Regions from separate parts of the Mus musculus genome. Here region 2 is linked to region 1. Evidence: chromatin loops called from intact Hi-C (ENCODE). Cell type or tissue: left cerebral cortex. All regions are shown on one strand.

Region 1 (5,000 bases):
TAATGCGTGTTCTGGGAGGAGCTAAGGGTCTGCTCAAATACTCACAGACTCTCCAGGGTGGCAGTTCCTGTCAAGTGAGGAAATTCAGTAATGTGCGAGGCACCATTCAAAGTCCTAGGAGAAATGTGTAATTGTTATTTGGAGAAGATTCTAGAAAGGGCTCACTTTTACTACCATTTTTTCCCCCAAAGCACTCATTTGGTCTTCTCAGCAATACTACAGGTTGAGCAGAGGCAGCTTTAAGAGAATAGACACTTACAGTGTTCTTAGTTCAGGCAAATGCTGAAAAGCAGATACTCCAACAAATTGGATGGGGTTGTCATAGAAGTGTCTGAAAAATCCAAACACCAATGTGTTATAAGAAAGCTGATGGTCAAGAGAATAGATATTTCAACATATCTTCTAATGTGAATCTGTGTTTTTTTACTGATTTTTTTTTCTTTTTTACTGGTTACCGTACATCCCGGTTACTCAGTTTCAAGTGAACATTGAAAGTGTCTCCACTCACACTTCAAGATCGATCATTTATTCATTCCTTCACCCATTTGCTTGTTTCTCTGTGTGTGCATGGACTCCAGTGCTTGCCACAGTGTGTATGAGTGTGCGGACAACTTGTGGAAGTGAGTTCTTTCTGTGTAAGAGGATAAGTTCTGGATCTGGGCTCCCAACATCTAACTCAAGTTCTTAGGCTGGGAGAAAAGGGCCTCTGCCCACTGAGCCGTCTCATTGGTTTGCTTTCTGAGATTTTGCATAAGGAATCTTTACTATATAAAATTTAAAGGGGAGAGACTTTGGGGGAGGAGGAGGAGGGAGAGGAGGAAGAGGAGGAAGAGGAGGAGGAGAGTTAGAGCAAAGAAAAATAACAATGTGTGAAGATGCCATGATGAAACCCACACTTTGTAAGCCTCCCTCCAAGATTAATAAAAACAAAAAAATTAACATTTGCATAGCAGGGCTTGTATGAATAATAGTTATGAAGTTGAAAAGTGCATTAATTAACTAACTGCACATAAAGACTTTGCCTCAACACTTTCAATACTCAACAAAGAAATAATTCTAGTTGCAATTCAGTCTATCTATCTATCTATCTATCTATCTATCTATCTATCTATCTATCTATCTATCTATCTTCTATCTTCTATCTTGTGTCTATTATCTATCTATCACATTTATCTATGTATTATCTATCTACCTATCATTTATCACTATCTCTATATTTACAGAAGGTTTTATTGTGATTAAATATAATTACCATAACATCTACAAAGCACTCCACATAACTGAGAAGAAGTGGGGTTTATCTAGTGTAAGAAATTTCTTAAATTAGTTATGAATCTAAAACGGGAGACATCATTAAAACTTAAGAACATTTTGTTTTATAGACCTTTTAATGTAATCAAAACTTAGCTGAACTGCTTTGTTAGTGGAGCCCTACACAGATCTCATAGCTGAGGCATGGGGGTAGCTCAATTAAATACAACAAACCCATGTTCAAACTGTGAAGTAGTGATTGCAGTGATTTGAAGATTTGTTCAATAAAGAAGCTATCACTGGAAAACATTCTAAATGATGGAGGTTCAAGAGGAACTGATAAAATATTCTTCCAGAAGCCTGGCACCAGCTGGAGTCAGACAAGCAACAGCACATCTCTTGTCTGACAAAGCAGTTGATCTGTGCAACGACTGTGATCGACGGCATAGACACAACTGTCTTCATTCTCCAGTGAGAAAATGGAGGCTCAGCTATCCAAGAAAGCTCATAGCCTCCCAGATCCTCAATTTAAGCTTAGAGAGTAATGAGCTTGGTCACAGGCTTTGGCTAACAACTGGAAAAGCTAACGCACGCATGACGGCTCACACAGTACCCTGGCACGTTTGTTACCTAGCACACCCGAGTGCTCTCCACCTTACCACTCACCTCTTCCTTTCCCTTGGGATTAGACAATCATTGAAAGAACTGCAATGGGGCAGGGGAAACCTGGGTTGCATGTGATCAAGATACAGGGCATATGTGCATGGACTTCTCGAAGAATAAGTGAAAGAATTTAAAAAAGAGTGGCTTGATGACTTCAAATGGAATTCTCATAGCACATCTTCCTTGACTATACTATATACTTATATGCACATAATTAAACTGGTACACATGTGTAGATATGTACACACTGGGAAGGTATGAATACATGTGCTTGCATGTCTACTGCAGAATATCACCACGACTGTGAAAAGGTCCCGGGTTCTCTGGAGGCAGCTCTCTCATTTGTTGGGGGGCAGGCAAAAAGAAAAATCTATGAAATTCCATTTGAGACACATATGAAAGACAGAATTCCAATCATCCTCGTGCGGGGATGGAATCTTTGTGCTAGCTTAGTTAGCTGGGTTATGGCCTTGTCAGAGAGAGCTTTGGGGAAGTAGGTTAGGAAGGTTGGCTGTGGAAGACTGTGGATGTCAGGGTACAGAGCTTGCATCCTGGATGTCTGTTCCATAGCAACAGAGTAGCAAGGAGGATGCAGCTTCAAGCATCCCTGATGATGGCGGAGACAGGGAGGCCAGACGCCTCTGCGCTGGTAAAGAGCAAGAAGGCATGGCTAACAGGAGGTGGTGAAGTAAGAACAAAAAGAAGGCATTTTGGGTTGGAGATCGAAGAGGCAGAAATGAGGGCTGGGTCACCAGATGACAGGGCTTGGAGCAAAAACACACACAGAGATGGCTGAGTTGGGTTGGAAAGGAAGCCGGTGACAAGAGATGGAAACTCAGTGTGAGGAGAGCAGAGGGAGGGGAGAAAGTGCATCCCTGTGGAAAGTGGAGAGGGCTCCAAAGGCTGGGAGGGCTGCTCCTCCTGACTCATTAACATGCCAAAGGACTGATTAAACACCACTCGTGGGCTGAAAGGAAGAGCGGGCCAAGTCCACTAATCTTTTAGTATGCAAATGCTCTCTAATGAGGACTAATGTTTATTCCGCAATAGAATGCAAAGCCTTTAGTTTGCCAAAATATTGCCAGCGCATTTCAGAGGTGATGAATGGTGCTGTTTGCTTGTGTGTTCGAACCCTCCTCCCCCACAGTAGTCAAGGCTAAGTGGGGGGTTGCAGCTCATTTGTGACAAATGACACATCGTTTCCGAAAGCCTCTTCTACCAAGTTAGCACAGGAAGAATCCCTGCCAAGCCGTACAACGGTTGCCTTTATTTACATTCTCTATGTAGATCTCACTAAGGCCAATATGATTCCCTAAACCTACCTTGGACATACATCTTTTATCTAGGAGCCAACCAAATAATTACACTTTTTTTTTAATGTTGATGCCTAATAAATGTTCTATCTGTGCTGAGTGTGAAACATTATTGATACTCTGTGATTATAAATCTATTTTATTTTTATACTATATGAGTCCTTGTATTTTCCTTTCTAGAATAAACCCACCGTTCTAGAATTGCATCATAATTTTGTTTAGATTCAACTCAAGGGTAGGGCTTGTGAACAAACAGGCAGTGAACATAAATCGATATTCCTTCCGTTAAACACTCACGGCAGCAGTTTAAGCCAGAGACAAACTGTTTGCAACAGCTTCCTTTCTGTATATAATAATTTATTTTTCTAGAGTACTTGGGTTGAATTCTTGAATGACTAAGTGATCTAGCATTGGATGTTTGTTTTTTAAAGATCTATTTATTATTTTATGTATATGAGTACACTGTAGCTGTACAGATGGTTGTGAGCCTTCATGTGGTTGTTGAGAATTGAAGTTTAGGGCCGAAGTTTTGCTCTGGCACAAAGACTTATTCAATATTATAAATAGGTATACATTGTAGCTGTCTTCAGACATACCAGAAGAGGGCGTCAAGATCTCATTATGGGTGGTTGTGAGCCACCATGTGGTTGCTGGGATTTGAACTCAGGACCTTCAGAGGAGCTGTCAGTGCTTTTACCCACTGAGCCATCTCGGCAGCCCACATTGGATGTTCTAAAATCAGTTTTATTCATTAGAAAATATACGTAAGCAAAAGCCCTTGTAAGATTAGCCTGGTGATAGCATCTGTAAGGTAAGGGGCACCACAGATCCTAAAAGAGCAATCTTCAGTACCATTTCAGTGTGTAGTTGAAACCTGATGAAATATATCAATGTTGGCACTTCTCTATAGATTTCTGCATAGACTGTGACAAAATGCAGGCGAACACATAACATTAATTGCATTATATTTAAAGGCACAACATATTTAAAACTGTTCTATGTCAGGAAGGACACGTAAACGGAGCGCAAAGGCCACTTACATTGTGATAAGAGAAGGGTTGCCTACGAACGCTCGCTCCGGTATTGACCTGATGTTGTTGCTGTGGAATCCTCTAGAAAGAGAGACAAATGTTATAGAAAGTCTTGTGTGTGTGTGTGTGTGTGTGTGTGTGTGTGTGTGTGTGTGTGTGTGTGTGTGTGTTATTTACTAGCCCTCTTTGCCCTAATATGTAACCATAATCAGCGTCTTTAGTACCAGAGCACAGGTCACGCCTCCCTGCATCATGAACTGCGTGTGTCCTCATTTACCGCAGAGAGGGAAAGGGACTCCCATGCTCCAGGCTTGAAAGAGGGAGAGAGGCTGTGCAAATCCCAAGTGTGCTTTATGGAAACAGGATATTACGCTATAAAAGGAAAATCGTTTTGTTGATATCCAGTAAAGAATTGTCGCTTAACAGCTTGAGCGGTGGGAGCCTTCTTCGGAGAGCTTAAGATCACTCCCAGTTAGGGGCTGGGAGAAGGCAAAATTGACTTCAGCTGCAGTGAAGTAGAGATTTCAGGAATCTTTTTTTTAAGAGGAAAAGGATTAGTGGGTCTGTAATAACAAATCGATTTCCCCGTTGGGGCAAATGTAGTCGGAATGACAGCGAGGCAGATTCAGCGATCTTTGGGTTTTCTGTGACTGTACGCATGCGCAGCATGACAAGGCTGCCTCCCTCTGTCAGTTCGCTACCCAGCTGATACATATGTGATTCTCTGAGGTGGAACCCACAA
Region 2 (5,000 bases), 120 kb after region 1:
AATGTGAGTAAATAAAAAATCCCCATGTACAGTGGTTCGCAACAGGTGGGCCGCAGCCCCACCGGCAAACCTCTGTCTCCGAAAGAATGTACACTACGATTCATAACAGTGGCAAAATTGCAGTTATGAAGTAGCAACAAAAATAATTTTGTGGTTGGGGGTCGCTACAGCACGAGAAACCATATTAAAGGGTCTCAGCCTTAGGAAGGTGGAGAAGCGCTCGGTTAGGAATTGACATCCGACGCAGAAATGTTCAGGTAATACTAGGGGGAACCAAAAGAGGGCGTCACTTACTCCTAAGTCTGCGGAGAAGCCCCTCGAGGTGTCAAACACAAATCTTCAACCCAGGGTGAAGGACATACCGCCACTGCTCCTGGAATTTTGTGCCGAGGAGGAGGAGGAGGAGGAGGAGGAGGAGGAGGAGGAGGAGGAGGAGGAGGAGGAGGAGGAGGAGGAGGATCAGGAAATCACGTTAAGAAGGACAGGCAGGTTCTTCACAGGACAGTTTCCTATATCCAGTCCTCACCTCTCCAGAAACGTGAGCCCTGAGAGGAGCCTACCAGTGTAGACACTCTGAGTTTAATGTTACGGAAGGCACAGAGAGCCCCTTTCCTTAGACACGGGGTGCAGAGTGTCATCAAGTAGCATCCTTCCTAATTGAATTCTAACTTTCAGAGATTGTCTATAGTGAGGGACAGAAAGCAGTGGCAGTAGGTGGCAGTAACTTCTGAGACAGAGAAGGCAGGATGCAATTAGATACATCTGATGTATATGGGAAATCGCGTTTAAAAAAAAAGAATTTTAGGCTTTTGGTAACATAAGCCCAACAAATGTTCATTCCTTCACGTGGGAGGAAAAAAAAAGTAAGCCGGACACTTCGTCAACGTGTTTGCATATTTTGTAATATGTTATATGATATGTTTGCAATGTGTGTGAGGGGGGCTGCTCACTGCACTTGTCTATAGTCAAATTTCCGCAGCGTTGGGGGTGGGGGTGGGGGATAGCGTAGTCCCTAAAAGAGAAATCACCAAGCTGATCTCAGAAACAAACTGGAGAACACATTATCCCTCGAATTACTGAAGTTAGCGGTTAAACTAGGGAGGCTGGGGGGAAGGGAAGCGTATTAAAGTCTGTGGTAAGACAGCTGTTCCGAAGGAAATGTAAATTCGGAGAGAACGCTTGTTTCCCAGAGCAGAATTCCATCCCTAAAAAAATTATCACCGCATGTAATGATTTCAACTGAAGGGAAACCCGGTGGGGAAAAATTATGTTCTATCCAGTCAAATAAGAGTGACCTGAATAGTTTCACGGAACACGGAGGTGCCCAACACGGAAACCTAGGAGGCTGGTCTCTTTCTTAAGTCACAATATCAAAACAGGTCGAACGATATTTTCTGTTGCTCATTGTCTCCAGAAGAAAAACAAAACAAAACAACCACTCACTGCCTAGCAGGGGAACATTGTGTAAGCCTGGTGTTTCTTCCCGCAAAACTCCTAACCAGAGGGGGGGAAAACCGAACTCACAACCATTTCAGTCAACTCCTGCCAAGGTAACATCAGAGAAAGCCGAAACTGGGAACACAGGGTTTGGAATGGGCTCGGCGAAATGTCTTGATTTTAAAAAAAATAAAGACCACAAATTTATTTCACCTCATAGTTAGGAGATCGGGTTACCTCAAGGTGGCCTGACCCTGGTCTCTGGGCCCCAAGGAACCGAGCTTCAGATTTGAAGGAGAGTCGGGAGGAGTACTTATCTCGGTCCCACAGAGATGAGTCGCTTCTGAGTCACCTCATCTAACCCACCACCTGTCACCCTCCCGCCTGGGCTTCTCAGAGACCACATTATTAAGGAACCGCAGCTTTGGTTCCACGGTCGGGGATTTGGACGCCATAGCAGGAGCAGAAAAGCTAGGACAATTCCCAGGGGCCGATAGAAAGCTCCAGGTCCCCCTTTGGATGTCAGCGGCGCCCCTGTTTACCCGCCCGGCTGCCTTCAGCCCACTTCCCTTAGCTGCGGCGGGGGAGGAGATGGTTAAAGATTACAATGTGGCCGGCGGCACTTCAAAGGGCGGTTCGGCCAGCCAAAGGTAAAGATAACGTTCTGGCAGCTCTAATCGGGGGTTTGTGGTTGCCACATTTTAATCACTTTGTTTAAAAAAAAAAAGGAAGAAAAAAAGAAAAGAGATTTCACCACACTCCAGTGTGTGGGGGGGGCGGTGTGTGCAGAGCAGCACCCCCCCGGGGGGGGGGTTGAAGAAGTTGTGTTTCTCTTGCAGGGAAAGTTTTTCAGCCCAGACGCAGAGGTCGCGCCTGTGAGCAATAGGACAGCCTGCCCTTGGGTCCCAGGTCCCTGAGCACAAACCCCCACTCAGCACACAAATGCGCACATTCGGAGGGACTGGTCCTGCGTCCTGCCAGGCGCGGCACTGCAAAGCAGCCTGCGCACCGGCTCTCTGCCCCAGTGCGCTTTAAGCTCCTTCTCCCAGGGTACAGAAAGCTAGGCTCTGCTCTGTCAGAGAGAGAGACACGTGCCTTTCTCTGGAGGCACAACAGGTCTGGTCAGAATGCCCTTGGCAAACTCGCCTGCCCCCTCCGGAGCAGGCGTGTGCCTGTGGGGAGCCCCAGCCGAGGTTTCCCACCTATACCCCATCCCTTTTGAGCTCGGTGCCCGCAGCGAGGCGGGGGGGGGGGTCACTTACAGGTAGGAGGTGAAGACGCTGAGGTTGGAGGGCAGCTCCGAGAGCCCCAGGTCCGAGCAGTCCACCCTGAGCAGCATCCTGCCATCCAGCTCACAGTGACAGTGTGATGGGCAGCCCCGCGGTATCGCATCTGGTCCCGGTGAGCTGCCGGCGGCCACCAACTGCAGCAGCGCCAGCAAGGACAGGAGCATGTGGACGCAGGAGGTGTCCATGGTGCCCGAGACTGGGAGCAGAGAGCAGGGAGCCTGTAGAGGGCAGCGCCGGGGCTGATGCAGAACCGAGGCGCTCCGGGCTCTTCTCCACCGGCTTCTGCAGCTCACCAGACGTCTGCAACCCCAATGGGCGTCTGCCGGGTCGTAGCCCCGTGGGGACCGCGCAGAGAATCGTGGTCCCACCGGCCTCGGGAGCCCTCTCTCTGAAGTCGCCGCAGTGGCTGTGAGCGTTGTTGCTGCTGCAGGCGGTCTGAGCTGTGTGCAGCAGCATCTCCGCTCGCACGCTCCTTTTTTAAAGCGCTCCAGCCAAATTGCGCGCCCAGTGACGTCAGCGCAGCCCTGCTTTCCAGGCACCCCGAGCCCGGCCTCGCTTTCCCTCCTCCCTCCCACCATCCCTGGACCCGGCTGCGCGGGCGGCTGGCAGCCTGAGGTCTTGGGGAGTGCTGGGCGCTTCCAATGGGTGGGTACCTGCACCCAGCGTCCCGGGCCCGGCAGGGGTCCCCCACCTGCACCCATCCTCTACAGTTCCTGGGTACCCGCGACTGAGATGTGAAAGCTAAAGGGGACTTGCTTCAAAACAACCTAAGGGGACACTTAGGGACTGAAAGATAACACAGGCTTTCTCTGGTCCATGTCAGATAACCTAGGGGGATGCATGCAGTGCTTGTTAAAAGGACCAAAATCTGATCCGAAAGATTGGCATCACAGAAGGAGAGCAGGAGTCCCCCGGGAAGATGGGTGGCCTTTTTGATCCTTCCATCAGGGCGCTGTCTGGCTCCCTCTTGCTCAACTATCAAAGCCTCAAAGAAATCGCTAAACAAATAAAACTAGTAAGCTGGTACTCCAGGGTCCTCCCAATTCACCCTGGACCAGGGAAGCAAACTGGCTTTAAAAAGGCAGCGGCCTCGGGGTGGGGGTGATATTCTCACGCTGTTCACTTGTGGAGGGATCTTAAAACCAAGAGCCACCCCACTCAGGTGAGTCTCCTAGGCCTCCTTTCAGACACCTTGGAAGAACACTAATGAAAGAAGGAAGTTCTTACACACCAACAGGGAATTCTGCTGGGAAAAAGGATGAGAAGAAAGAAGAACCTGAAGATTTGGTTCTCCCTCCCCCCCTCCATTCTTCTCTCCCTCCCTCTCACTCTCCCTCCCTCCCACCCTCCCTCCCTCCTCTTCCCTTTTTCCCTCCCCCCCTTTTGGAACTAGACCTCAGTGAAGTAAAAGTCGACCACACCTGAGCGAACAGCTGTGGATTTCAGGCCAAGCCTACTTTGCCAACTTTCCCCTCTGGACCACAGGAAGTCCGGTAGCCCTTTGGCATTCAAGTCCACCTAGATTTGATTCTTAGTCTGTCCAGTGGAATTTATCTGAGAAACTGAATTTTAAAAGCAGGAAGACTTTCCTTTATGTGACATATTTATCACCTTTTAGTCCTAGGAGTGGTTCCTAAACTTGCCTCTTCACCTGCCTGATATAGCCATATACGGATACATGCATATTTATGAACTTATATTATTTCATTTGAACCTATAGTCCGAGTATGGATTTTTGTTGGGTGAGGCCTGTTTTCAGTAAGTTTGTGTTTCTCCTTGATAAGGTTTGGGGGACGGACACACACACATGCACACACACACACACACACACACACACACACTTGCAGAGCGCAGTCATGGTCTTTCTCATCTTATTCATTTATTAAGGGAAGAAATCACAGCCTAGGATCTGGGAAGAGTAGTTCCATGGAGAACCATGCCATGAGTTAGACTTGGTTTCTGGGAAGCCAATGCATTCCCCTCACTGTGTTCTTTCCCTTACCTCCTCTCTCATTCACAATACACCCACTGCGCCTGTCCTCTGCCCACTCTCACTGGTTTTTGTCTTTTTCAGCCATTCCATCCACACTTAGACAATGCTGACTCATTACCTATTTTCCTTCCATTTAAAAAAATGGAACTGGAGACTCTCACTCTTTCTGTGGATTGCATGGGTACCTGTAGGGATACAATCGGAGATGTCTGCAGTGTCCTAGACCTTAGTTACCTTTCTTTACTCAAGGATCATTTATCTCAAGTGTTTAATCAACTTTA

What was found. Hi-C counts contacts between places; a loop is a spot of excess contacts. Peaks named below come from ENCODE experiments on the same cell type or tissue, not always from the same donor. Only the 100,000 strongest peaks of a DNase experiment are listed, where the experiment ranks them.
Region 2: it touches region 1 in a loop (2.1-fold over the local background); 5 of 42 quality-filtered maps call a loop at or near these places.

The regions. Positions count from the first base shown.
Region 1 is chr10:115,466,297-115,471,296 of GRCm38, forward strand. It overlaps Lgr5 (leucine rich repeat containing G protein coupled receptor 5), which reads right to left. Exons shown (of 18, transcript NM_010195.2): 8 at 4,268-4,339; 9 at 260-331; 10 at 46-114. Among named protein-coding and RNA genes, the nearest start is that of Zfc3h1, 84 kb to the left of the region's middle. In left cerebral cortex, no CTCF peak of the experiment used is centred here; DNase peaks (open chromatin) are centred at 2,943 and 4,892; H3K4me3 peaks cover 477 bases.
Region 2 is chr10:115,584,583-115,589,582 of GRCm38, forward strand. It overlaps Lgr5 (leucine rich repeat containing G protein coupled receptor 5), which reads right to left and starts at 3,198. Exons shown (of 18, transcript NM_010195.2): 1 at 2,700-3,198. The coding sequence starts at 2,911. In left cerebral cortex, a CTCF peak has its summit at 2,955 (motif pointing right); DNase peaks (open chromatin) are centred at 749, 1,245, 1,513, 1,821 and 3 more places; H3K4me3 peaks cover 2,437 bases.